Regions from separate parts of the Homo sapiens genome. Here region 1 is linked to region 2. Evidence: chromatin loops called from intact Hi-C (ENCODE). Cell type or tissue: HepG2. All regions are shown on one strand. Each heading gives the region's core, and the rest is flanking DNA. Links, peaks and the distances in the headings are about the cores only.

Region 1 (12,521 bases), core at 3,669-7,668, 59 kb before region 2:
AGGCAGGGATTAGCTCTTAAACCCTCAGTCCTAGAGTTGGCATGGCCTTTTAAGAATTACAAGTTCCTCAAAAAGTTAAGCATAGAATTACTACTACATGACCCAGCAATTCCACCCCTAAGTACTAGGTTGGTGCAAAAGGAAATGACCTTTGCATCAACCCAAAGAACTGAAAACAGAGACTCAAACAAATACACATAGCAGCACTATTCACAAGCGCCGAAAGGTAGAAAAAGCCCAGATGTCGATCAGTGGATGAATGAATAAACAAAACATGGTCTATCCTTACAACGAAATATTATTCAGTCATAAAAAGGAATGAAGTTCTGACACATGCTACAACATGGATAAATCTCAAAATATTTTTTATGCTATATGAATGAATGCAGAGGTAAAATGCCCCATAGTCTACGAATCCATTTATAGGAACCTTCAAGAGTAGGTGAATCTACAAAGACAGAAAATAAATCAGGGGTTGGCAGGGGCCTGGGAGGAATGAGAGATGACTGCTTAATGGGTACGGGGGTCTCCGGGGTGATGAAAAAAATCTGGAATTAGATAGCGGTGGTGGCTGCACAGCATTGTGGATGTTCTAAAAGGGTCTGAGTTTTCACTTAAAAAGGTTAATGTTATGTTTATCTTAATAAAAATGAAAAAGCCAGGCGCGCTGGCTCACGCCTATAATCGTAGCACTTTGGGAGGCCGAGACGGGTAGATCACCTGAGGTCAGGAATTCGAGACCAGCCCGACCAACATGGAGAAACCCCGTCTTTACTAAAAATACAAAATTAGCCGGGCGTGGTGGCAGGCGCCTGTAATCCCAGCTACTTTGGAGGCTGAGGCGGGAGAATCGCTTGGACCCGGGAGGCGGAGGTTGCGGTGAGCCGAGATGGCGCCACTGCACTCCAGCCTGGGCAACAGAGTGAGACTCCATCTCAAAAAAAAAAAAAAGAAAAAAGAGATATTGGAGTTGGCTGTCTTTTGTAGATGGGAAGGGAGAGGACCAAAGAAGTGTGTGTAGAGTAATGACACACTCTGATCACACAGACTTATTCTTCAATTTCCACCTGCTACAGGCTGTGTGACCCCAAGATTGCCATTGTTTTTTTTTTTTTTTTTTTTTTTGTTTTTTTTTTTTTTCCTGAGACAAGGTCTGGCTCTATTGCCCAAGCTGGAGTGGAGTGGTGCCATCTCAGCAACCTCTGGCTCCCAGGCTCAAGTGATCCTCCCATCTCAGCCTACCGAGTAGCTGGGACTATAAGCACATGCCACCACACCTGGCTAATCTTTGTATTTCTTTTTTGGAGAGATGGGGTTTCACCATGTTGCCCAGGCTGATCTTGAACTCCTGGGCTCAAGCAGTCCTCCCACCTTGGCCTCCCAAAGTGCTGGGATTACAGGTGTGAACCACCATGCCTAGCTGAGAGAAGCTAATTTTCTGTGCAGTATTGAAATGGCAAATAAATGTTACAACACGTGCCAGTGCTGGCCAATGAGTATTGCCTATTTGGAGCAGCGAACAAAAAGATTTTACGGCCTCTTTTAGCTTTACTTATTTTTTATTTTTCATTATTTTTTGACCTGTTAGCAGGAAGCACTCTTTTAGGTTTTCAGGGGAAAAAATGTGATAGATTAGTGATGTCTGTTATGTGCACCATAATAGATAATTAAGATATGTGGGTTGTGCATGGAGGTGGTATTTGAGCCTGGGTTTTAGAATATAAAGCTTGGGGCTGGGCGCAGTGGCTCACACTTGGAATCCCAGCACTTTGGGAGGCTGAGGTGGATGGATCACCTGAGGTCAGGAGTTCAAGACCAGCCTGGCCAAAATGGTGAAATCCTGTCTCTACTAAAAATATAAAAATTAGCCATGCATGGTGGCGTGCACCTGTAATCCCAGCTACTGGGGAGGCTGACACAGGATAATTGCTTGAACCCGGGAGGTGGGGGTTGCAGTGAGCCTAGATCATGCCACTGCACTCCAGCCTGGGCGACAGAGCAAGACTCCGTCTCAAAAAAAAAAAAAAAAAAAAAAAAAAAAAAATATATATATATATATATAAAAAGCTTGGATCCAAACCACTGCCCTATCTTAGGTACTTGTACAACAGGGTGAAACTTACAAAAATGCTCTGAGCCTCAGTTTCCTGATTTGTAGATTGGAGATAGTGATGCCTCTCTCACTGCAGGGTTGCGCTGGGAATTAGGGATAATGGATGAACACATCCTGGACAATCATAGGCACACAAGTCATTTGCATTTACTCTGTCTCTGACTTGCTCCTGTCTTATACTTGCTGCTGAAGATGTAGTCATTGATTCTAGAGCCCTATGGTCTGAGATCCCTGGAGATTTCTGGAGTTGCCAAGGAAAGAGGCCCCACAGATAGGCAGACTTTCCCTGCAGGCTTGCACTGGAAACCCCAGATGCAGGCTGCCACAAGGGAAGGCTCTCTTTCTTGGTACAGAAGCCTGAAGCACCAATGATGATAGAAGGGAGCTGGGTGCCCAGGGTTCCAGTATATCCCTGCTGGTGCACAAGTCTCCAACATGCTCTGGTCCAACTTGCCATCATCCTTCTCCTGGATGAAGGCAATGATATCCTAAATAGCCTCTCGGCTTCCTCTCTTTATTTTTTTGAGAGACACGATCTTACTCTGTCACCCAGGCTGGAGTGCACTGGTGTGATCTTGGCTCACTGTAACCTCTGCCTCCCGGATTCAAGTGATTCTCCTGCCTCAGCTTCCTGAGCAGCTGGGATTACAGGGGCACGCCACCACACCTGGCTAATTTTTGTATGTTTTGTAGAGACAGGGTTTCACCATGTTGGCTAGGCTGGTCTTGAACTCCTGACCTCAAGTGATCCCTCGGCCTCCCAGAGTGCTGGAATTACAGGCATGAGCCACCTTGCCTGGCTGGATCACATTGTTTCTAAGGCCCGTTCGGACTCTAAGAAACACCTGACAAGCGTGCTAAGAGTTCCATATTACTGAGAATTTGCCACAGCATTTTCCCCAAGCCTTGCTCCTACCTCGAAGTTGCATTAGTATATCCCTCTTTGATTCTACCAGGCCCTTTGCAATCCGCTAGACCCTGGATGGGCGCATCTGGGGAAAGAAGCAGGTGAAGGATTCCTGGTTAGAAGGGAGGTGCTTTCAGAGCACTGGCACGCCATGAAATTGTGACCAAGGAGGTTGGAGAAATCTGAAAATCTGAAGTTACAGCAGGCTGGTTGTTGGCCCTCCTGGTCTCTGAGACCCCCAATCTCCCCCATGCATTTCCCGAACCTCAGTTCTTGGCATACTACCCTTCCTTTGAGCTCTTATGTCTCATATGACTTGTGTTGACTTAACATTTTTCTTGAAATCAACTTGCTTTTTCAATTTAAAAAAGTAATTTTCCTAGGATCCTTTCCAATTGCTACCTTCTGGCCAGGTGTGGTGGCTCATGCCTGTAATCCCAGAATTTTGGGATGCCGAGGCAGATGGATCAGCTGAGGCCAGGCGTTTGAGACTAGCCTGGCTAACATAGTGAAACCCCTGTCTCTACAAAGAAAAATATAACAAATAAAAAAACCTAATTGCTATCTTCCCCCGTCAAGTTTTATTTGCTACGAAGGCAACTAGGAAAAGAACATAATAAAATCAAAGCAAGTTATTCAATTAAAAGCCGGACAGAGTGGACCGCCCAAGGCTATAGCCCCAGGCCTGGCCCCCTCCTTTCCCTAGAGACTGGCAGAGAGCAGACAGGTGTTAAAGGCAGGCTGGCATCACATGGGGACCTTTTCCTTGACATGATCAGAACTGAAAGAGAAATTTAAATCCATCAGTAAATCAAACAGAATAGGAATTGTCAGGGTACATAGCAAATGCTGGTAATTTTTGTTTCAGCTGTGCAGTGGGCCTGAAGTAAGTTCTATTCCTTACTGTGTGTCTCAGTCAAAACAAGTCAAAACCCTGGTCTAGCCAGATAGTGAGCTCTTCAGTCCCACCCACCTCTCCTCGTCCTTTTTCTTTTGATTAAAATGCAAATTAGCTCTCTCTGCTTCCTTCGTGTGTCTGGTGCATTGCGGGGAGGGGCGAGATGAGCTAAGAGGCCGAGTTCAATGTTTAAATCAGTAAAAGTGAGAGGAATTCAGGTGAAAGTGGAAACAAACTCTTCCAATTTGCTCTGGAGAAAGAATAATCATAGTAAAAGTACCAGCTCCCATTTATTTACTTACTGTTCACCTACCACATGCAATAGACCTTCCATAGATCCTTTCGGTAATCTGCAGGATTGGCTGGCGTTATAAAACCGGTTCAGAAGCCTAAAAGGCTTGTTCAAGGTCTTAGAGCTCAAAAGCCAGAAATTTCTAGCGTTGGCTGCACCTGACGCTCGCTCACCAGAAGCTTACACTTGTGTCAAAGCCCCACCCAGACTAAGTAGGTCTGAGTCTCACAGGTGTGACCTGGGCACCGGGGGAAGCTCTGGAGGCTCGGAGGCTGAGAACTACTGTTAATTACCATAAAGAGTGGACGGTGGGCCCTGCATATGACCACAGGACTTCATGATCCTCAAATCCCTGGAACTGGAGGTCAAACATCCCATGGATACAGGGAGAAAAAAGCCTGTGGAGGCAGAGTGTGAGGTGCTGGATATGAAACTGCTTCTTCCCTGCATCTCCCCAATCTTGCATCCTTCAAAATGATCTTACCCCCAGACTAGACATCCCTGGCCTCTCACTGACCCGCCGTATAACCTCAGGCACATTAAGTAACGTCTCTGTGCCTCAGTTTCCTGATCTGTAAAATGGGAGTAATAGCAATTGGAACTATTTTGTGGGCTGGCAGAAGTCCTTACTGTTTCCCCAGCCCCAGAGCAGTGCCTGCCTGCAAACAATCATTGAATAAACAGTAAATGCTCAACAAGCAGCCTATGAAGATGGCGTCTGACTCACCTTTCTACTCCGCTGCTTCCCAGGTCCTGTGAACACGAACTCTTTGCATGCATCATCGGCTAGAAATGGACCCCCCAGATCTCTCTAGAAAAGACCCTGCCTCTCATTTTCCTATCAGCCGTTGGGACCAAGACAAAAGTGCTGGCAGACGCTGAGGACATTCCTTTCCCGTCTGCAGCCCCAGCTGCTGGCTTCTCTGCAGACTCAAAGGGACACAAAGACACACTCAGCCAAGTGCACTTCAGTTGTCAAGGCCAGGGGTTGCCATAGCAACCCATAAAGCCGGAGCCGTGGGCCTGTGCAGATGGGGTTAACAGGGCCCCATTCAGGGGCAGTGGCACAGGGACAGAGGCTTTATCTCACATCCACTTTTCTCCTCCGACTTCAGCTGCAACAGCCTCTTCTGACTTTCCCCTCCGCATGGGCCCCAGCCCTCTCTCCCTGCAGGCATGACTTCCTATCACCTGCCTCTTGGGCATCATAAAATTATCAGTGACTTGTATAGGGAGACAGAAATACTGTTCTTGGAAACAGGCAAATGTCCATTCCTAAGAAAGACTGAGAATGATGTGGGGAAAGTAACAAGAGCCAGAAATTGGGTCTAAAGTGTGGCTGGGCCATATATATTACCTAGGCAAGTTGCTGAACTCATCAGTGCCTTAGTTTCTGCATCTGTAAAATGGGAAGAATGAAATCTATTTGTGGGGTCAGGAGGCACTCAACTGGCTTAGGGTCAATTGAAGAAAGTACATAGGATGTGGAAGAGATGCCTGTTGCAGGCCATTTTCTGTTTCCAAAGAGCTCTTTAAAATTGTGCATTTTGGCTGGGCGCGATGGCTCACGCCTGTAATCCTAGCACTTTGGGAGGCCGAGGCAGGCAGATCACCTGAGGTCAAAAGTTCGAGACCAGCCTGGCTAAAATGGTGAAGTCCCAACTCTACAAAAAAATACAGAAATCAGCTGGGCGTGGTGGCAGGTGCCTGTAGTTCCAGCTACTTGGGAGGCTGAGGCAGGAGAATTGCTTAAACCTGAGAACCGAATGTTGCAGTGAGTAGAGGTCGTGCCACTGCTCTCCAACCTGGCGACAAGAGTGAAACTCCATCTCAAAAATAAGTAAACGAGTAAACAAAAATTGTGAACAACTTCTTTTTTTCCTTCTCCTTCTCCTCCTCCTCCTCCTTCTTTCTTCTTCTTTTTTTAGACAGGGAGAGACAAGGTCTCACTACGTTTCCCAGGCTGGACTTGAAGTTAGTAAAGGCACTTCTTCTATGGCCTGATGAGCTGCTAAAGACTATTGGCACATGCGGTGGTCCTGCTACCAGCCTCAACATCCAGATTTCATGAGAAAGAAGCTGATCTGCCTCATCCTCATGCTCCTGTCTCAGAGTCCTCTCTGCCCACCTCAATCAGGAATCCAGGGAGAACGAACACATCGTTGCTAGCAGGCAGGTAGTTACCCAGCCTGTGAAAAAACTGGAGAGAAAAATGAACAGACAGGGCTTCACATCCAAGCCTCCGAATGTGAGACACAGATAGCCTTTGTTCTGGAGGTAGGAAATAATATGGAAAGAAACATCTGCAAAAGGATAAGCTAGCTTTGGATTTCTGATCCTACAAGGGAGGAGGAGTGAAAGAATGGAATTGGCTTAGAAAGGATGCTTGGACCCATGCTGAAGTAGCTACCCGGGCCAACGCCACAGAAGGTCCGGCTTGTAAAATCTGTTTGTTCAGTTCAATAAATGCTTTCTGCACACCTGTGCCGAGCCCCAGAGATTCCTCAGTAAACAAGGACACGTCCTGCTGTGTTCTGTGGGATCTCGTGTTCCCGTGGGGAGGCCCAACAAGCAACAAACAAATCAGGTCGGTGTGATTGGAGGAAACGCACTTCCCGTTCAGAGAAAACAAACCACTTTCACGGACTCCAGAAACCGCTAAGTACGCAAAAATCACAGCGTATAACAAGTGAAACATTTATATTTCCTTCAAGGACCACACAGCTCCAGACTTGGAAACACTTTGTTGGTGGCTGGAGTCACGCTGTGTGCCTGGCAGCATTCCTACATGCACTTGCAAAGACCTTAACTTTTCTGTAATTCAAAGTATCTTTCATTTATGCCTGTGTGTGCAGGTATCTGCTCTGATTTTACGAATGAATGCCAATCGTGTCAAGGTTTCACATACACCGTCTTATCTACTCCTGGGAGGCAAATACTTCTATTCCTGTTGTTCTCTAAAACCCTGCCCCCTGACTGAGGCTGCCATTTAGGGGTCATCTTCCCAGAGGCAGGGGCTGGCTCAGGGGACCTCAGAGACCAGCTCTGGGAAGCATGTACCTGGAGGGTGCCCTCCATTTCCAGGGTCCAGAACGGTGTCTGGCTATTGTAGGTGCTCAAAAACACTTGTTGAATTCAATCATGGAGTTTCAGCCCTATACTCTGACAACTACAGGAACTGAACTGAAAAGCAACCTCTGAGTCCCATCCGTCAGATTAATGCAATGTTTCTCAAACTTTTTTTCATTGCCATTCCCCTAAAGATTCTTTATTAGCTACATACCCCATGAAATTTTAATTCCACAGATAAATTGTACATCTGCTTATGTATTGTATTTTATATCTGTACTTTATTCATAAAGAGTAAGATTTCTTTTCTTTCCCATAAATGTTCACTCTCTTGGGAATACTGATCCCACTAAGAATGCAGGGATTAAGCGCACACCTGCCATGTGCCAGTTGCTGGGTTGGACATTTGTTCTGCTTCATCTTATTCCATTCTTGCAACAGTATTACACAGTATGCATCATCAGCGCTATGAGACTGAGGATGAGACTGAGGTTCAGAGAGGGTTGTGGCTTATCCTGTGTCACACAGCTTGTCAACGGCAGAGCCAGTCTTCAAACTCGGGTCTGTGAGGCTTTAAAGCTAGTGCTGTTCTGTTTCCTTGCACAGAGAAATAACATGCCCAAGCTCACCTCATGGAGAAGAGGTGACCTGGGACCTGATGTGTAATCCCAGCATGTTGGGAGGCCAAGGTGAGAGGATCGCTTGAGCCCAGGAGATTGAGATCAGCCTGGGTGACAGAGCGAGACCCCATCTCTAAAAGAAAAAAAAAAAGAGGTGATTTGGGATTTTAATTTAATTCTTAAATTAGTCCTTCTGATTCCAACTTCAGTTTCTTTTTACCCAATACGTTGCCTCAAAAATATCTTTAGGCTACTTGACAAACTCACTGGGTATAAAAATCAGTGTCTTGGACTATCTTAAGAGAGAAAGGAACAGAAAAGAAGGAACAGAAAGAGGTGCCTGATGGATTGATTGGGAGACTCTGGTCTAAGCTACAGCACCAGGGCCAGTGTGTATTAATGTAACTTAGAAATCAATTCACTGCACTGTCACCTGCTGGTCTGGTTTGGTTTGGAGTCACAATGAAGGCACAGGTAGTATGCTCTAAGACAGTACTGCCCAAAAGAAATATAACACAAGCTTTCAATGCAAACCACATAGGTAATTTTACATTTTCTGGTAGCCATATGAAAAAAGCAAAAACAGCTGAAACCAATTTTTTTCATGTATCTTATTTAACCCATTGTATCTAAAATGTAATAATTTTGATACATAATCAATATAGTTATTATTATTACTTTTGAGATGGAGTTTTGCTCTTGTTGCCCAGGCTGAAGTGCAGTGGCACAATCTCGGCTCACTGCAACCTTCGCCTCCCAGGTTCAAGCGATTCTCCTGCCTCAGCCTCCCGAGTAGCTGGGATGACAGGTGTGTGCCATCACTCCTGGCTAATTTTTGTATTTTTAGTAGAGACAAAGTTTCACCATGTTGGTCAGGCTGGTCTCAAACTCCTGACCTCAAGTGATCCACCCGCCTTGGCCTCCCAAAGTGCTGGGATTACAGACGCGAGCTACCGTGCCCGGCCATCAATATAGTTATTAATAAGATATTTTGCATTTCTTTTTCGGATGTGTGCTAAGTCTTCAAAATCTGGTGTGAATTTCACACTCACAGCACATCACAGTTTAGAATAGCCACGTCTCAGATGCTCAATGACCAGATGTGATGAACGGCTACTGTACTGGCCTGTGCGGGCTGACGCATTGCATCAGAATTGGAGTGTGGTCACAGGAACATACAATCTGACCTGCTGAAATGCCACGGCCTGCCTGGGCCTGTCTGCTGCAATGACGTAGGCACAAGTAGTTTAGTCTAGGAGAGGCTCTCAACGGGATCCAATAAAAAGGGAGAGCAGACAGGGCTGGCTACATGATGTGTGGGACCCAGTGCATAAAATAAATATTCGAGGCCCCTTGTGAGAAAATGGTTACGAATTGCAAGTCAGTGACATGGGGGGATCTTCTGAACACGGGACCCTGTGTGACCATATAGATCACAAACCCATGAAGCACGCCCTGGGTACAGAAGAAAAAACACCCTTCAGGTTTCCCCATCACTGGCCAAGGTGAGGGTGCTGGGATCACGACTGCAGCAACAAATACAATTAGCAGCAGCAACAGCAGACACTTGCTCAGCGCTTACTTTAGGCCAAACCCTGTTCTAAGTTCTTTATATATCATAATACCCATCAGAACAACCTTCTGATATTATAATTATCCACTCGTAGCAAAAAAAAGAAAAAAGGAAACAGATCACAGAGAGGTTAAGTGATTTGCCCGACATCACACAGCCATGTAGTATCTTTAGTACTAAATTTCACAAAACAGGGGGTGGGGGCATAATGTGGCCTGGGCTTACAACTAGCTGTGCCTCTGTTTTCTCCACTGGAAAATGGGTGTGATAGAGCTCTCCCATCCCCAAGCTGCTCTGAGGATGAAATGAGATAATCCACGCGCAAAGCTAAGCAGAGTGCCCAGCCTGGGCACTGGAAAATCTTCAGACCCACATAAAAGTTATGAACATAGTTCCACAGCCGCTTGTAATCCTCGAAACTGTTAACATTTTGCCACACTCGTGCCCACTCTATTATCTGTCTTCTGAATTATTTGAGTTAGTTGTGGACATTGTGATATTTCATCCTTGAATCCTTCAGCCTGTATCTTCTAAGAACAAGAATGTTCTCTTACATAACCTCAGTACAAATGATCTGAGATACAAAGTCACTCTCATGAAGGTACCATTAATAAAATACTATTATCTTTTTTTAATTTATTTATTATTGGCATATTCATGACATAAAAATACTATAAATACTATTATCTAACATACAATCTATATTCAGATATTCCCACTTATCCCTAAAACTTCTTTAATTGTTTTTTTTTTTTTTTTTTTTTTTAGAGACAGGGTCTCGCTCTATCACCTAGGCTGGAGTGCAGTGGCATGATCATGGCTCATGGCTCACTGCAGCCTCGAACTCTTGGGCTCAGGTGATCCTCTTGCCTCAGCCTCCTGAGTAGCTGGGATCACAGGCACACACCACTATGTCTGGTTAGTTTATTTTTATATTTATTTTTTGTAGAGATGGGGTCTCCCTATATTCCTGAGGCTAGTCTCTAACTCTTGACTTCAAGTGATCCTCCTCCCTCGGACTCCCAAAGCACTGGGATTACAGGTATGAGCCACTGAGCCCAGCCCACAAGTGTTTTCTGTTCCCCTGATCCAGGCTTCATCCTAGGATCAAACATTGCATTTGGGCTCATGGCTCTTTAATCTCTTTTAACCTGGAACCATTTCTCAGCCCTTTTGCCTTTTAAAAGACATTGGCGTTTTAGGAATCCCAGCCAGTCATTTTGCATGTAGTTGCGTGAATAGTCTTCTTTATGTCCTTGCAAAATGAAGTGCAGCTCACGGGCAAATGTGGAGAAAGAGGTCGGTTGGACATGTGATGTCAGAGGGTCCAAGTGATTTCTGCAGGTAGAGGAGGGCGTATAGTGTTAGCTGTTCTTGGGTGGAAGTTAAAGATTTCCGGGAAGCAGTGACGGGATGTTTAACGATAATTAGAGCTTGGCAGGTAGACAAGGGCAGTCGTGGCAGACAGAGGCCAGGGTAGGGGAAGGGGGATGGCAGCCCGGAGGAAATGCAGGCAGCAGCAATGTGTCTGAGGGTGAGCGTATCGCGTGTGATCGGGTCTGTTCCTATTTGAACTGGAAACTCCCTGAGGCCAGTCCTTGTCTCCGGCTCTGTCCTCTCCGCCAGGGTGCCCAGTGCCTACTCCAGAGTCAGGGTTCACTTAGAGCAACCGGCTGCCAAGTTTCCCAAATACCCAGGGACATGCAAAGCACAGAGGACCCCCTTCCTCCGGCAGCGGCCTGGCTGCCAGCTTGCACACACCAACTGCAGGATCTTCAGCGCCAACCTTTCAGGATTCCCACATCTTGCCCTGCAAATGAAATTGCATTTTCTAAAATTGCTTTCTTCTGGTTGCCTCTTGGGGCATAGGCTGCTTCTGGGAAAAAATTCAAAATGAACTTCTAATCAGCCACAAGATGTGAAGAGAGCGGCTGTCCAGAGCTTCCTGACATCTACTCTTGGCGTGAGCCGCCCTGGCTGTCAACTGAGATTCTCACTGCAAACTCTATCTGAAATGCCCAGTGACAGCGCCCCCTGAGCCTTCCATTCCCCTGAGTTTCAAAGAGAAAGGGGTGTGTGTGTTTGTGCTGTTCTTGTCCTTAGAACGAAGGGAAAGGATTTATTTAGCGGCTTGAACAAAAATGCCTTTTCAAGGTGACCCTCACTTCATTTCCTAGGACCAGATGCAGGCGGACTGTGGTGTTGCAAGCCTATTGATAAGAGCAATTCCTTATCTCATCATTTCTATATCCATCTTTCATTATTTTGTCCCCACTTTAAAGGGTCTCCTCCTGCTGTGTTCACAAAGTGTCCTTGAAAAATCTGTTAAGTACATTTGTGTGTCCTACACACAGAGAGCCAGGCACATGTGCACGCATGTACACAGATGCACAAGGGTGTGTGCCCCCCCGACCTGCACACCCCAACACCACAGATAACAGGCACTGACAGACACTGGCACCACCTCCCCATGGCAGCAAATACATACACATGTAAGGATGCACACAGAGACACACATACACATTTGCACTCACGGTGCCTGGTAGTCGGAGTCCTGCGGCGAGCTCAGCTCGCTTGCTTAAAATGCCTTCTGTATGCCATTCTGCAGAGGCCAGGAACGCAGCTGGCTGGGTTCATCCTAAGAGGTGCCGTTGGGCACCAGCTCCCTCCTCAGGAGGGTGTCCCGGATTTCCAGGCAGTCCCCAAAACATGGGGACAGGTGGAGGAGACAGAAAAGGGCCCCTTGGAAGCAGAGCAGGTTTGGGAAAAGGATGCACTCAGCTGGTACCCGGCAAGTGCGCAAGGGAGAGGGACGGAGGGAAGGTGAAGGAGGAGGGGAAAGACAGAATGTGAGAGACTGAAAGATGGATTCAGAAAGACAAGGGTTTTCAGACAGAAACAGGATGCAACTACACAGAAACAAAGATTAACAGAGGCAGAAGGAGAGCGATAAACAGAGAGAAAAAAATAGAATACAGATTTTTTTTAAAAGATGTTTTAAGCCCAGCTTGGTTTAAGCCAGAAGGATAAGACACATCATTTCAGACCT
Region 2 (16,650 bases), core at 5,783-9,782:
GCATTGGGGATTGTGGTCCTGACCCCATGGAACTTCCATTCTGCAGCTGGGAGACAGTGTATAAGAAGATGAATGTGTAACTAAGAAAGCTCTTTTCTTTTTTTTTTTTTTTTCTTTTCCTTTCTCTTCTCTTTTCTTTTTTTCTTTCTGTCTTTCTTTCTTTTCTTTCTCTCTCTCTCATTTTTTTCTCTCTTTCTTTTTTTCTCTCTCTCTCTTTCATTCGTTCTTTTTTTTCTTTCTTTTTGAGACGGAGTCTTGCTCTGTCACCCAGGCTGGAGTGCAGTGGCGCTATCTTGGCTCACTGCAACCTCTGCCTCCCCGGTTCAAGCGATTCTTGTGTCTCAGCCTCCCGAGAAGCTGGGATTACAGACGTGTACCACCATACCCAGCTAGTTTTTGTATGTTAAGTAGAAATGGGGTTTTGCCATATTGGCCAGGCTGGTCTCGAAATCCTGGTCTCAAGTGATCTTCCCACCTTGGCCTCCCAAAGTGCTGGGAATGCAGGTATGATCTACTGTGCCCAGCCTAAGAAGCTAATTTCTGATAATAAGTGCTTTAGGGAAATGCAAAATAAGATGATGTTCCTGGGATCAGGGTGGGTACACCAGCCATGATGCTCAGGGAGTTGTCCACAAGGCTGTGACATTTAATCTGAGGCCTGAATGCTAAGAGGAAGGCTTCTATGGGATTATCTTGTGCTTGTTCTCATGCATTTTGGCCCTCGTGCTAGGCTCCTAGAAGACCCAAGGGCTGCCTCCAGCTTTCCTCCTCTGAACATCTCAGGTAATATGGGGAAAGCATGAGAAAGTGAGCCAGGCCCAACAGGCAGCTGCTGCATCTGACACGTCACACACATGTCAGGGCTTTGTTCTGCTGCCATTGTGATGACTGGGACCGCCAGCATTGCCAGCCCAAAGGATGCACGGCAGTGCAGTCCCCCTTCTGGCTCAAGATGTAGTGAAATGACAGGGGAGCTGGGTCATACTGCCACCCCCATGCTCTGCAGGACTTCCTAAAGGCAGAAAGTGAACAACAGACAATTCTCATGCTCAACATGTCAGTGGTGCCGAGCTTGAGAAACCCTGCCTGAGTTAATGTGTATGTAGTTCCAAGAATATAGAAGGAGCTTAGTACATCCTGGGTCCCTTCCTCCTGTGGCTAGAGATACCCTGCCTATTTACCCCAATTCTTCTTGACAATACATGGCTGTGGTATCTCCAGGGATCAGTTGGAGTGTAGCTCCCTCATCGAGACTGATGGAAAAAATAGCTAAACATGTACTTCTTTTCTGAGTTCTTTGATGACTTGACTTCTGACAGTGCTTGGCATGCAGTAGGAGTTCTAGGAATACGTATCAATTTCACTGCATGAAAAGGACAGCAGGATGCTGAGGAAGGACATCTTGGAGAGCTCTTGGGGAGCTCTTGGGGAGCTCTTGGCCCTGAGGCGCTGTCCAGGAACTCTGTGCTGAAACTTTACAGAGGAGGAGAAAACCCCAAAAATGTGGCACATATACACCATGGAATACTATGCAGCCATAAAAAAGAATGAGATCATGTCCTTTTCAGGGACATGGATGAAGCTAGAAGCCATCATTCCCAGCAAACTAACACAGGAACACAAAGCCAAACACCACGTGTTCTCACTCATAAGTGGGAGTTGAGCTGTGAGAACACATGGACACAGGGAGGGGAACATCACACACAGGGGCTTGTCAGGGGATTGGGGGGCAAGGGGAGGGAGATCATTAGGACAAATACCTAATGCACGCGGGGCTTAAGACTTAGATGACGAGTTGATAGGTGCAGCAAACCACTATGGCACATGTATACCTATGTAACAAACCTGCACATTCTGCACATGTATCCCAGAACTTAAAATAAAATAACAAAATAATAAAGAAAATAAAAATTTAAAATAAATAAATAAAACAACTTTATTAATTTTATTAACATAAAAATTTTGTTAAAAGAAAACCTGAACTGAGATTGAACTCTTCCCCACTGAGAAAGCAAGCCCAGGCATCCTTTCTCCCTCTCGTCCTCATCTCTCCTCCCTACAGACAATGGAAGATGAAAATCAGGAGACAGAGCCGGGCGCGGTGGCTCAGGCCTGTAATCCCAGCACTTTTGGGGGCTGAGGTGGGTAGATCAACTGAGGTCAGGAGTTCGAGACCAGCCTGGCTAACATAGTGAAACCCTGTCTCTACTAAAAATACAAAAAACAAAAAAATTAGCTGGGCATGGTGGCAGGTGCCTGTAATCCTAGCTACTAGGGAGGCTGAGGCAGGAGAATCATTTGAATACGAGAGGCGGAGGTTGCAGTGAGCCGAGATGGTACCATTGCACTACAGCCTGGGCAACAAGAACAAAACTCCATCTCAAAGAAAAAAAAAAAAAAAGAAAGAAAGAAAGAAAGAAAAGAAAATCAGGAGACAGCATGGCAGAATGGTTATATCCTCAAACTCTGGAGTTAAAGAGAGTTGGGCTCATATTCTGGCTGTGACGATAAAGAATTACATGACTTTACATAGATGACTTCACTTCTGAGCCTCAGTCCCATCTGTAAAATGGGATGATGATCATAATGTCTGCATCTCAGAGATTTCATGAGTGTTAAGTGGGAGAAGTGCCTTAGAGCACGTAGCAGGCAGTGGCTGGCATGTAGTAAGCACTCAGCAAATATTAGCTATGACCATAAATGTTTTCATAATCATCACTCTTGTAGTTTGGGTTCTCCTAGAAATAGATTCTGAGACAAAGATTTGAGTGCTTTATTTGGGAGGTGATCTCAGGATGATTCCAGGAGATATTGGTGGGTCGATAATAAGGTGTGGGTTATCTAGCAAATAATCACTGTGGGTGACTGCAGCTCCGTTCCATTGGGGAACACTGGGAGCCGGCACAGAACAGTCACTTTAGGATTATCCCACCGTGGAGCAAGGAAGCTGGGGTATTTATACACCAACTACTCCCCGTCATTGGCCAAGAACTGCTTGCTCAGGATGTCAACTCCCCAGCACTTCTGGCCACCTGTCCCTTTCAGGTTGAGCAGACTCTCAGGCAACCAAAGAACACCCTCAGGGTGAGTCTCAGATGATAGAGGCAGGTGAACTTGCAAAGAAATGGAAAATGCTGCACAGATATTGGCTTTTCCTCCTGCACCATCACCTGTGGCCACAGCTAAGGTTCTAAATGCCTCTCTGCTGGGCTATCATAGTCTGTGCTCACTTCTGTAATAGCATTTGTCAACTTCATTAATTCATTCAGTCATTAATTCTGTAGCTCATTCGCACCCTCAGGTATTCATCCATTTACTCACTTATACTTCCACACTTAACTGCTGACTAAATGCTACATGCAGGCCTCAGGCTCCTAAATGGTCTATTCCAGGGGTGTCTCCGCCTGGCCAGGAAGCTCCTTGGGGAGAAGCCCTGGGCCCGATTGGTCTTCTGGTGCCAGGTATTCAGCACAGCGTCTGGCACACAGCAGGGCTCAGGATGTGTTTAATGGAGCTGAAGCAAATTAGAGCCCAGAGTAGGGTTTTTCTCTTCTACAAACTGAGCGTGCTGTGAAGATCCAGGCTTTCTTCAAGCTGGGTACTTGTTAACCAGATGTTTCAAATACCTGTCCTACGAGAAAAGTCTTTGTGAAATGAATCTTGGGAATCCTGGAAGTTTTCAGACACGAAGTGTATGCAAACGCTCAGTCTCCTGCTGAATTCAGAGGCAGCAGAGGGAGGGGCTTTGCCTGGAAGGTGCCAGGCTGTATGCTGGGTCCCAGAGGCAGCTCCTGACTTGGAGTCACCAGGGTTCAAGGTCAGACCCACCGTTCCTTCTCAGGCATTTGTCTCTCTCAGCCTCAGCTATTTTTGTTTTATTTTGTTTTGAGAGAGCGTCTCACTCTCATCACCCAGGCTGCAGTGCGGTCTTGGCTCACTGCAGCCTCGATCTCCTTAACTCAAGTGATTCTCCCACTTCAGACTCTTGAGCAGCTAGGTCTACAGATGTGCACCACTATGCCTGTTTATTATTATTACTTTTTTTGTATTTTTAGTAGATACGGGGTTTCACCATGTTGCCCAGGCTGGTCTCAAACTCCTTAGAGGATACCGTGGAAACTCCTGCCCTAGAGTCAGGCCCATCAGGGCTCCCACCCAGCTTTCTCGCTCACAGACTGTGGGATCCCTAGTGAGTCCCTCCTCCCCAGGGACCCTCAGTTTCTGTGCCTTTAAAGCAGGGTGATACAGTGAGACGTGCCAGACAACCAAGCAGGTGAGATGATTTTCATTCTGATTTCCTGAGCACCTGGCTCAGGTGCGGGCTGCTCTAGGGCCCTGGATAAGGATCTTTGCATGAAAGACCTCAATGTCACATGAACACACATGGATCACTTGAGATGGGTCCTGGGAAAGAGCTTTAGAGTGGGCTAGACGTGGTGGCTCATGCCTGTCATCCCAGCACTTTGGAAGGCTGAGGTGGGAAGATCACTTGAGCCCAGGAGTTTGATACCAGCCCAGGCAACATAAGGAGACCCCATCTTTACAAAAATACAAAAAATAAATAAATTAGCCTGGTGTGGTGGTATGTGCCTAGGTCCTAGCTACTCAGGAGGCCAAGGTGGGAGCACTGCTTGAGCCTGAGAGGCTGAGGCTGTAGTGAGCCGTGATAGCATCACTGCACTCCAGGCTGGGTGGCAGAGCAAGACCCCATCTCAAAAAAAAAATACATAAATAAAATGTAGGCTGGGCGTGGTGGCTCACACTGTAATCCCAACACTTTGGGAGGCTGGGGCAGGTGGATCACCTGAGGTCAGGAGTTCGAGACCAGCCTGGCCAACATGGTGAAACCCTGTCTCTACTAAAAATACAAAAATTAGCTGGGCATGGTGTCACAGGTGAACAGACAGGTGAACTTGCAAAGAAATAGAAAATGCTTGCAAAGAAATAGAAAATGTCTGTGGTTCCACTTACTTGGGAGCCTGAGGCAGGAGAATCGCTTGAGTCCAGGAGCCGGAGGATGCAGTGAGCCGACATCACGCCATTGCACTTCAGCCTGGGAAACAGAGCGAGACTCCATCTAAAAAAAAAAAAAAAATTAAAAAACTTAGAATGCACAAGTGTAAGGAAAGAGGAAAGATCATTGCCTAGCCCAGTGGTTATTAACTGGGGCCATCTAGCCACAGCTGGAGACAGTTTTGGTTGTCATGACTGTGGTCGGGGGTGGGAGACAGGGAGGTGCTCCTGGCATCCGGTGGGTAGAGGCCGAGGGGACTGCTGAATGCTCTACAATGCATAGGACAGTCTCCTATGACATGGGATTACTGAGCCCAACACGTTGGCAGTGCTGAGACTGAGAAACCTCACTCTAGTGTAACTCCTCTAGTCTGACAAATGAAACCCAGAAAGGTCTAAGATGATCCAAGATGTGATCAGCAGACTGACCTTGGGCAAGCTTTAATTTCTCCAAGCCTCAGTTGCTTCATCTGTAAAATGGATGTAAGAATAATAGTACTTACCCCACAGGGCTGTGAAGAGGTTTAAAAGGGATACAGAGTCAGGGCTGGGAAAACACAGGCAGAAAAATAGGAGGAGTGGGAGGACCTCCCCCAGCCTCCAGGTGGGGCCCCCACCTGGGTGGGGCCCCCTCTTGATTTTAGCTCTGAACTCTTCCCCAGGTGACCCTCCCACTGGAACATCCAGGTATGTGTTGTCATAGAAACCTTTCAGGGACGGTGCACTCGAGAGCTTGACTGATTTTTTTTCTCCCCAAAATAACCCACCCTGTCAGTCAAGTAACACTTAGGCGAAGTGGTTAGGCAAGTGAGACTGTTTTACCATCATTAACTGTTGAGCAGGACGCCTACTTGGGGAATTTCCATTCTCCCAAGACACACAGTTAATAGAAATGCAACAGAGATTAATAATAATAGGGAGATGATGATGATGATGGCTTGGCTACCTTTTTTTTTTTTTTTTTTTGAGACGGAGTTTTGCTCTTGTCACCCAGGCTGGAGTGCAGTGGTGCAATCTTGGCTCACTGTAACCTCTGCCTCCCGGGTTCAAGTGATTCTCCTACCTCAGCCTCCCAAGTAGCTGATTATAGGCGCCTGCCATCATGCCCGGCTAATTTTTGTATTTTTAGTAGAGACGGGGTTTCACCATGTTGGCCAGGCTGGTCTCGAACTCCTGACCTCAGGTGATCCACCCGCTTCAGCCTCCCAAAGTGCTGGGGTTACAGGTGTGAGCCACCACGCCTGGTGATGGCTACCATTGCTTGAGCTTTTCTTCCTTGCCCTGTTATATGTTAGGTGCTTGACAGACATTACCAAGTCCAACTTTGAGAAGTAAGTACTAGTAGTGTGCGCATTTTACAGACCAGGATTCTGAGGCTCAGAGAGGTGAGTGTTCGGGCTGGTTTGAGTTCAGATGCCAGGTGCCATGTTCTAACCATCAAGCTTTATTGCCTCTGAGGAACCTCCAGTGGAAAGGGGTGCTGGGGGAAGGCTCTGTTCCTTTTGTCCCTGTCTCCAGGACCCAAACCATCAGCTTCATGCTCTTTCTTGGTGAGCTCTGAAGCTGGAAACTCCACCACCAGTCCATGCATCCCACTGTGAAGGTTGTCACCTTCCTGGTCTAGAAGAAACGCTCCAAAGAAACACCCCCAAGAAACGCTCCCACATGGCTCTAACAGCAGTTGTTTCCTGAAGCCTGAGGCAGGCAGAATAAGACTGTCATCATGTCCCAGCCCTGGCATGTCAAACCCTTCAATCCATCCAAAGACAATGGCACAGCATAAGCTCCAATCCACAAGGCTCCTGGATTCCTTCAGACAAACAATATTCACCCTGGGCAGGGGTCATGGAAAGAGCTCTGGGTTTCCAATGGAAAGACAGAACCGGTGTTAGATCCCACCTCTTGTTACTTCTTTGCTATTTTTATTTTTAGAGACAGAGTCTCGCTCTATTGCCCAGGCGGGAGTGCAGTGGTGCAGTCACAGTTCACTGTAACCTCAAACTCCTGGGCTCAAACAATTCTCTTGCCTTGGCCTCCTGAGTAGCTGGGACTACGGACACGTGCCACTGCACCCAGCTGATTGTTTTTCTTTTGGTAGAGACAGTCTTGGTATGTTGTCCAGGCTGGTCTTGAACTCCTGGACTCAAGTGATCTTCCCACCTCTGTCTCTCAAAGTATTGGGATTATAGGCGTGAGCCACCATGCCAAGCCCATTCTTGCTACTTCTGAGTCCTGTGACCTCAGACAGCCTCTGTAAAGATTCGAGCCTTAGCTTACGTGTCCCTAAAATGGGTACAGGAGGCTGGGCACAGTGGCTCATGCCTGTAATTCCAGCATTTTGAGAGGCCAAAGTGGGAGGATTGCTTGAGGCCGGGAGTTCGAAATCATCCTGGTCAATATAGTGAGACCCTGTCTCTACAAAAATATAATAATAATAGTGATAAAATAAAATAGAATAAAATAATATGAGTACAAAGTTGTTGGGCAGATAAATGAGATCAATTTTAAGTTCTTTTTTTTTTTTTTTTGAGACGGAGTCTCGCTGTGTCGCCCAGGCTGGAGTGCAGTGGCTCAATCTCGGCTCACTGCAAGCTCAGCCTCCTGGGTTCACGCCATTCTCCTCCTCAGCCTCCGCAGTAGCTGGGACTACAGGCGCCCGCCACCACGCCCGGCTAATATTTTGTGTTTTTAGTAGAGACGGGGTTTCACCATTTTAGCCAGGATGGTCTCGATCTCCTGACCTCGTGATCTGCCCGCCTTGGCCTCCCAAAGTGCTGGGATTACAGGTGTGAGCCACCGCGCCCGGCCAACGGTAAGTTCTTAATAAAGGCGGGTTTTATCTGAATTCGGGTTTGGGGCTAGCTGGGTACTGGCGGCTCTCAGAACTCACGTGCTGCTGTACAATGTATAGCAGGTTAGTTAGGGTCCCCCGAGAGTCACTGTAGACCCACACGTTGGCATGGCTGCCAGGACTGATGATTACCTTGGATTCCTTTCTGGCACGTCTGGCCCTGGATTCATGAGGCTGGGGCACCACCTTGTGGTGAGAATCCTGCCAGGGGCCAGCAGGGACGCAAGGTGCCTGACGGCCCTGCTTCCCTCAAGCCGCGGAACCTGGGGGAGGAGAACATGACATCCAGACCCTTTGGGAGACTTGAAGCCAAGACCAAACTCATCACCTGTCTTCCCCACTGGTCGGGCCAGAGTCCGGATCCCTGGTAGCTCTGGGTTTCCGTTCACTCATCCGCTCACCCACTCAGCACAGCTCCTCCTCCTCCTCCTCCTCCTCCTCCTCTTCCTCCTCCTCCTCCTCTTCCTCCTCCCCCTCCTCCCCCTCCTCCCCCTCCTCCTCCTCCTCCTCCTCCTCCTCCTCCTCCTCCTCCTCCTCCTCCAAGACTTGCCCACTTGCCGGCCCAATCTCCCCACCTGAAGCAGCGACCGCCCTCATTCACACTCTTCCAGCCCCCGATGGCTCTATTGTTCTTTCTAGTACTTACCAACACTGCCAAGGCTATAATTCTCAAACCATTAAAACATAATTATCTTAAAGTCAGTAGTGAGTATGTATTAAAAGTCTTATTTACTTTACTAATGAGGGCCTAGGCACAATGACAAAGCTGGCTCCAATGAGAATTCGAAAAACAGGGATTCTTCTAGGAAGTAGGAAAAATGAGGAGATAAAATTGCCATATTATGCTGGGCGCAGTGGGTCACACCTGTAATCCCAGCACTTTGGGAGGCCGAAGCAGGCGGATCACTTGAGGTCAGGAGTTCGAGACCAGCCTGGCCAACATGGTGAAACCCCCATCTCTACTAAAAAAAAATACAAAAATTAGCCAGGTGTGGTGGTGTGCGCTTGTAGTTCCAGCTTGGGAGGCTGAGGCACGAGAATTGCTTGAATCCAGAGGGCGGAGGCTGCAGTGAGCTGAGATCACACCACTGCACTCCAGCCTGGGCAACAGAGTGAGACTCCATCTCAAAACAAACAAACAAAAAAACAAAAACAAAAACAAAAACAGGCCATGTTACACATAAAGTCAGTTAATGTCCTACAGGGCAAAAATCACTGTACCCTTTGGGGTGATTTTCCTACTAGACAGAAGAGAAAAGCATCACATGATTTCAGTTCAACAGAAATGAAAAATGTGGCCAGATGTGGTGGCTCACACTTATAATCCTAGCATTTTGTGAGGCTGAGGTGGGAGGATGGCTTGTGCTCAGGAGTTTGAGACCAGCCTGGGCAACATAGTGAGACCCCGTCTCTACAAGAAATACAAAAAATTAGCTGGGTATGGTGACTTGTGCCTGTAATCCCAGCTACTTGGTGGGGCTGAGGTGGGAGGATCGCTTGAGCCCAGGAGGTCGAGGCTGCAGTGAGCCAAGACTGCGCCACTGCACTCCAGCCTGGGTAACAAGGTAAGACGCTGTCTGGAAAAAAAAAAAGCGAAGTCCTTGCGCCCTAATCAATTTAATCAATTGTATACACAAGTGCTGCACTGTCCTGATGGCTCTAGCATGCAGTCACCTTTTTGCCTCACTTGTAGCTTTTGGACTGTGGTTCTTTACACTACCTGACATTATATTTTGCATTTATTTGTTTATTGCAGGTTGCCTCCTCTAGAATGTAGGCTTCGTGAGGTCAGACAGGTGTAATGCCTGGCTCCCTGCTGCCTCCCAATACCTCATAAATATCCAGCATGTGGACACTCCTTGGTAGATATTTGCAGAATGGCTGGGAGGGTCAGGCTGGGCAATTCATATGATGCCAGCTCTGTCATTCCAGGACTCATGATCTGGTGAAGGATGGATGATTATCATACCAAGTTTTTTTTGTTCGTTTTTTTTTTTTTTCCTCATTCTGTTGCCCAGGCTAGAGTACAGAGGCGCAATCTTGGCTCACTGCAACCTCTGCCTCCCAGGTTCAAGCAATTCTCCCTTCTTAGCCTCACAAGTAGCTGGGACTACAGGGGCACACCACTGTGCCCAACTAATTTTTGTATTTTTAGTACAGATGGGGTTTCACCATGTTGGCCAGGCTGGTCTCGAACTCCTGACCTCAAGTTATCTGCCCACCTTGGCCTCCCAAAGTGCTGGGATTACAGGTGTGAGCCAGCGTGCCTGGCTGATTATCACACCAAGTTTTAAATGGGCTGTGGACACTGGGGAAGGCTTTGTGGAAGAAGGGGCAGGGGAGAGGGGCTGGGTGGGTGGTTTGAGAGGGTGAGGAGGGGTTGCATTAAGGCACATGGCCAAGAGAGTGGTGCATTCTCGGAGTGGGGAGGATTCAATATGGTGGATGAGATGGGGCTGGGAAGGGAGGCAGGGGCCAGGCCTTGGAGGGCCTTGTGGGCCCTGCAAAGGGATTTGGGCTTTGTGCAATGACCTCCCAGAGTGGGTGTCTACAGTAGAGCCTTGACGTGCACTCTGGTCAAATCTGGACTGAAAAGCCAAGTCCCCGCCCTCCCAAAGACGGAGATATGTTAATAGCAGGAAGATCTTTCGGTATATTTACATGCTGGAGAGTAAATATTTTCAAAGATCCCTCACAGCATCTCAGGATATCCTTCTGACCGATGCCAAGTATTCACCTGAGGATATGAGGCATACCATGTCCACCTAGCTCTTCTGGAGCCGAGGAGCAACCGGGCTTCAGCCAAGATCTTTGAGATTGAGCCTGGGGACTTCCTCCCCATTCCCTGTCTCCTTCAGCTTTGCAGTGGCTTGTAGTGTTTCTTTACCATGAGGTGCACATTTCTGAGCCTATATCCCTTGGGTTCTGGATGAGTTTGCTTTGGTAACAAATGACCACAAACTGGGGGATTAAAACAGTGGAAATGGATTATTTCAGTTCTGTAAACCAGAAGTCCGCAATCAAGGTGTCAGCAGGGACTCACGCCTCCAAAGGCTCAAGGGGAGGGTTCTTCCTTGCCTCTTCCAGTTTCTGGTGATCCCGGGTGCTCCTTCATGTGGCAGCATCACTCTGATCTCTGCCTTCATAGGCCATCTTCACTGTGGTTCTCAAATCTCCCTCTCCTTTCTCTTATAAAGACATCAGGGGCAGAGCACGGTGGCTCATGCCTATAATCCCAGCACTTTGGGAGGCCAAGGTGGGAGGATTGCTTGAACTCGGGAGTTTGAGACCAGCCTGGGCAACATGGTGAAACCCCGTCTCTGCTAAAAACAGACAAAATTAGCCAGGCATGGCGTCACACGCCTGTATCCCAGCTACTCAGGAGACTGAGATGGGAGGATAGCTTGAGTCCAGGAGGTTGAGGCTGCACTGAGCTATGATCACACCACTGAACTCCAGCCTGGGTGACAGAGAGAAACCTTGTCTCAAAAAAAAAAGAAAGAAAAGAAAAGAAAAAAGAAGGACACCAGTCATTAGATTTAGGACCCGCCCTAAATCCAGGACGACTGTCAAGACCCTTAACTTAATTAGATCTGCAAAGACCCCTTTCTCAAATGTTTCCAAGTTTCCCATTCATAGGTTCTGGGGTTTAGAACGTGGACATAGCTTGTTTAGGGCCACCATTCAACCCACTATAGTTTCAAAAAGGTGGAAAACATCCTTTGTCTTCAGTTTCTCAGGACTGACTGAAATTGTTTTGAACTCCATATAGTAGACGAAAAGGAACCTGGTTTTATGGGGGACAAGTCTTCCTGCCTTTAGTTAAAGAGGGACAGGACAAAGGCTGAAACCACAGGCAAAGCTATTGTTGGTGTTTTGCAAACTTCAGCCCCCAAGATCACCATCTTTGTGACATTTGCTATTCCTGCTTCCCACTTACATTATTACTTAATATTGTATTTAACTACGCACAAATTATTAACTTAGCCTCAACCGAGAATAATATCCTTCATGTCCCTGGTTTTCAAATGCAAGATACATTTTTCTCCCAGAATACACAAAACAGGGCATGATGGTGTGGTTCAACAACTGGACTAGCTTGGAGGGTGACTTCAAACAGGTTTTGTGAGGTCTTGTAATGACATCGATCCTCCCTGAAGTGGCATCTTCCTCTCTTATCTTGCTGTAAGAAGGGCTCAGCTGTGGTTTAGATGTCTGTTCCCTCCCAAACAACTCATGATGAAGTGTATTCCTATTGTAACAGTATCAAGAGGTGGGACTTTTAAGAGGTGATTAGGGCAAGAGGACTCTGTGGATTAATCCTGTTATCACCAGAGTGGGTTTGTCTTCTCGGGAGTGGGTTCCTTATAAAAGGACGAGTTTGACCCATGTTTACTTCTCTCTCGTTCTCATCCTCTCTTTACTGTTCTACCATGTGGCGCCTTCTGCTGTGCTATCATGCAGCAAGAAGGCCCTTGCCAGATGCTGGCCTTTAGCTCTTGGACCTCCCAGCCTCAGAACTGTGAGCCAATACATTTCTGTTAATTACGTTACCCAGTCTGTGGTGTTCTGTTATAGCAGCACAAAATGGAGTAAGACAGCTTCCTGGGTTGTCAGGAGGGCATTGGAGCCGCAGGGCACAGCCCAGCCCAGGCCAGCACTGCTGGAACATCACTCACTGCAGATGAAGGTGGAGTGACAGGGACTGGCTGCTCTCCTGCTGAGGTAACTGGAGTCTCAAACCTCCTCTCCCATCTTCACAGCCCACACAGCTGTTTTCTCAGAAGCAGAGAATCTTACTCTGCAAGTTCACATTAGAATCCCTGTGTCCCAGGTTTTGCCTAGTGGCTGTGCTGGAGCTTAATCTTTGCTTCTCCAATAGTTAGTTGTGCAGTTGGTGCCTGAGGTCTACTCACGCAGGTCTGTGGGGGAAGTGGGGAAAAGGCCCTCAGGGTACAAATAAAATCATTTAGGAAGTGGGGGTGGAGGAAAGGACTAATCCCTGGAAGTGGCATCCTGCTACATACATGTCAATAGGATAAACTTCAAAATGCTTTTCTCTTAAAACCTCTCTGCGCCAGGAACAGTGGTGCACACCTGTAGTCCTAGCTCCTTGGGAGGCTGAGGTAGAAAGACTGTTTGAGCCCAAGCAGTTCGAGGCCGTGGTGCACTATGCTCATGCCTGTGAATAGCCACTGCACTCCAGTGGGCAACATGGCGAGACCTGTCTCTAAAACAACAACAACAAAAACCTGCCACATACCACTGGTATCCTAACTCGCCATACTTTGGAGAACACTGTGTTAGAGCAAAGATGTGGTCATCAGGAGAATTTACCTTGGTGGAGGGCATGGTGGTGAGTCTTCAAGAACTATGTCTTGTCAGAAGACACAGTCCTCCAAGCCAGAAAGCTAGGCATCACCCTCAGCCCTCTCCTCTTCCTGAATCCCCCAAATGCCTCAGAAATAAATCTTAGTTTGCACATTTAGGTGGATAATAGATTGAACGGCTTTGTTTAGAAGAGCACCTGGATGGAAGTTGGTGCTCAATGGACATCAGCTGTGGGTATGAGAACACGATCTCTGCATCACAATGCTGGCGGGCTTGCCCACTTCCTTCCAGATTCAGTGCCTCTTCAGGGCAAGGATGTGTCCTTTGCATCTCTCTTGTGGGCAGCCTCTGAGATGGTCCCCAGTGATCCCACCTTTGGGTATTCCCACTCTGTGTAATCCCCTCCCCTTGAGTGTGGGCTGGACTTAGTGACTCACTTCTGAAGAACTGAATGTGACAAAAGTGACGGAGTGTCACTTCTCAGATTAGGTTACCTCCCAGTAAACTCTCTCTATTCTTGTATGCTTGCTCTGAGAAAGCTGCTGTCATGTCCTGGCTTTATCAGAGGCCCCCTAGAGAGGCCCACATGGCAGAGAAATGAGAGAAGTCTGTGGTCAGCAGCCAGTGAGGAACTGAGGCCCTTAGACCCATAGCAGGTGAGGAACTGAATCCTGCCACCAACCACAAGAGGGAGCCTCAATGTGGATCCACTCTTAGTTGAACCTTCAGATGAGACCACAGCTGAACTCCTTGTAGCCTTAGCAGAGGTCTTAAGACAGAGGCACCCAGTTAAACTAAGCCCAGATTTATGACCCACAGGTACTGTAAGATAATAAATGTTTGTTGTCTTAAGCTTCTAAGTTTTGGGGTATTTTGTCATGCAGCAAATAGATAATACAGTTCCTTTCCCCAATGCCCCACACAGGGCTTGGCTTATTTTAGAGTCTTCTAACTATTGGGAAGAGGCCCAGCAGGTTTGAGTTACTCCCTTTTTTCCCTTCCCACATGGTGGCTGGATTTATGTCCACCTTCAGTTTGCTGCTATGTCCATTAGCGTTCTCTGTAAAAATGTAATGGGCTAGAAACATGGATAAAACTTATGGTGGAACTTCAGCCTTTAGTACAGATCACGGCCACACTCCCCTGGGTCTGGACATGACAAATTTCCCACTGGGGAACCAGACAACATGGAGTTCAGATGAGCCTGGCATAGTCTCATTCTATGCATTCTGAGGCTCAGTTGGAGGAGCACCAAGCCCAGGGTCTTGTAGCCCCAGACCCACCCAAGGGATGATTTGCCCTCTGAACTTTTCTCTGAGTCTTTCTAGAACCTTTGGGCTAAAATAAATTTTATTTCCCAAAAGCTTGGCTTGATCTATCTGTTTTCAAATACAGCTCTTGTTAGAGAGTAGCATTTTGGCTGTGTGTGTATGCATGCGTGCATGTGTGCACATGTACTTAATTTCTTTTAACTTTATTTTTAGTAAAAAAGACACAAAAATAACCCATGTTTGTAAAAACAAAATACATGTATATAACATAAAGGGCAAAGTCTCATCAATTCCATTCCCCCAATTCCATGCCCTGGGGTTAATCAAGGTTAACCATGTGGTATGTAACTTTCCACCTATAAACACATACCTTAGAGCTGCCATTTATAAGTTATGTGATGATGAGCAAATTACCAGGAGTGGTGAAGAGCCTGGGGGATAAATTCTTAGACTATAAAGCCAAACTTCTCAGGTTCAAAGCCTGGCTCTATCCCTCACAACTTATGTGACCTTGGGAGAGTTACCTGGCCCCCTTGCCTACTCCCTCCTTAGTTTACCCATCTATGAAGTGGGGCCTCACGTGAGTGGAGGGATATTTACTGAGCTAATGTATCTAAAATGTTTAGGACAGTTGGCTATCACCATCTCGATCCTCTGAGATCTCCCATTTTGCTTGAGCCTGTTTTTTCTTTTTTTGAGATGGGGTCTTGCTCTGACACCCAGTCTGGAGTGCAGTGGTGTACTCATGGGTCACTGCAATTTCAGCTTCCCACATTGAGCTTGGTTCTGAAGTCAGGCTTTCCACAAAATTCTTCCCTGATATCATCCTTCTTCCTGGGTTCTCACTACCCAGGTGTTTAGATATAGGAGATGGTCCCAGTGTTCCTGTCTCTAAGTCCTGGTCCTACTGAAACGTTTCAGTAGCTTGAGCCTTGGAAATGATGGGGAAGCAGGTTTAACTAACTGAGTCTTAGTTAATTAAGGCTTTACTATGTATGGTAGCTTTAGAATAAAGTTGGATTTTAATCATTACCACTCAGCCACTTAAAATCTCCAAATCCTTCCCATGGGAAACCAATTCAAGATCCACTTCAACCAGGCATCTAGTAATCAATAGAGACTGATTGCCTTATTAATTTGTACACTGAACTTTACTTGGCTTTATTTCCGCTGCCTTTAATCACTGATGAAAGAATAGTTTCTTCTTCCATGTTTTATACCCTTTCCATTCATCCCATCAATATTTTCCTGTCAACACAGAAGTCATCACTGAATGCCAGATAGGCCTGACAAGAGTGTGTGCCCATGTGGGGACAGAGATCGGTGCTGTCCCCAAGACTCCGAGGCACCTGACATCACCCAACTCCATAGGTCTCTTTCAATCTAAGGGGCTGATCTTGCCCCCTAAAATTCCAGTTTAGATATTAAAACTTAGCGTTGTCCCTTGTGATTTTAACAGAGGGTTAAAATTCACAAAACTGTCAGAGTGATTCATCAGTCTGTTTATCAGTAACTAGTGTTAGAAAAGCAAATTCCTGCTGACACCTGCTTGGGGCCACTGTACCACACTGCCATGTAAGAAACAGCACAGTCTGGAAGGCCTCCCTGGTTGAAGCTGGGATCCACTGCCTGCTTCCAATATCAGCAGCACCACCGTTTGCCCGGCGCATGCATTGGTTGAGCAGCAGAAGTGGGTTTGAACTGGCAGTCACCTGAGATGCAACAGGCTTTAATCTAAGAGCACATTTACTTAGCATCTAGAAGGCTCAGACAGGAAACACAGCATCATCATCCCGTTGGGAAGACCACCTCCCAGGCACATAGCCATAGCTCCTTTTGCCCTTCCCCATTCAGGGGACACATGGCTGCTGCAGCCGACAGCCAAGATGTGTGTTGTGTGTGGATCACTGATGCACAGACCCATAAGCTTGGTTACCTACTGATATTTCCATCACAGTCACTCACATAGGGCCAAGGTATGGCCACCTACTCCCAGCTCCCTTAGTTTAGATGAGTCTAAAATTAAAAAAATTTTTTTTTTAAAATAATTATTTGTTTTAAATAACATGAGAATGGGTCTCACTATGTTGCCCAGGCTGGTCTCAAACTCCTGGCTCAAGTGATCCTCCTACCTCGGCCTCCCAAAGTGCTGGGATTACAGGTGTGAGCCACTGCACCTGGCCA

The links. Hi-C counts contacts between places; a loop is a spot of excess contacts. Peaks named below come from ENCODE experiments on the same cell type or tissue, not always from the same donor. Only the 100,000 strongest peaks of a DNase experiment are listed, where the experiment ranks them.
Region 1: it touches region 2 in a loop (3-fold over the local background); 7 of 110 quality-filtered maps call a loop at or near these places.

The regions. Positions count from the first base shown.
Region 1 is chr16:8,713,351-8,725,871 of GRCh38, reverse strand. All of the region lies in intron 1 of ABAT (4-aminobutyrate aminotransferase), which reads right to left. Among named protein-coding and RNA genes, the nearest start is that of ABAT, 45 kb to the right of the region's middle. RefSeq lists an enhancer at 5,269-5,769. In HepG2, for the core only: no CTCF peak of the experiment used is centred there; a DNase peak (open chromatin) is centred at 5,211.
Region 2 is chr16:8,652,536-8,669,185 of GRCh38, reverse strand. It overlaps a transcript of METTL22 not described here. Among named protein-coding and RNA genes, the nearest start is that of ABAT, 14 kb to the left of the region's middle. In HepG2, for the core only: a CTCF peak has its summit at 8,038 (motif pointing left); a DNase peak (open chromatin) is centred at 8,035.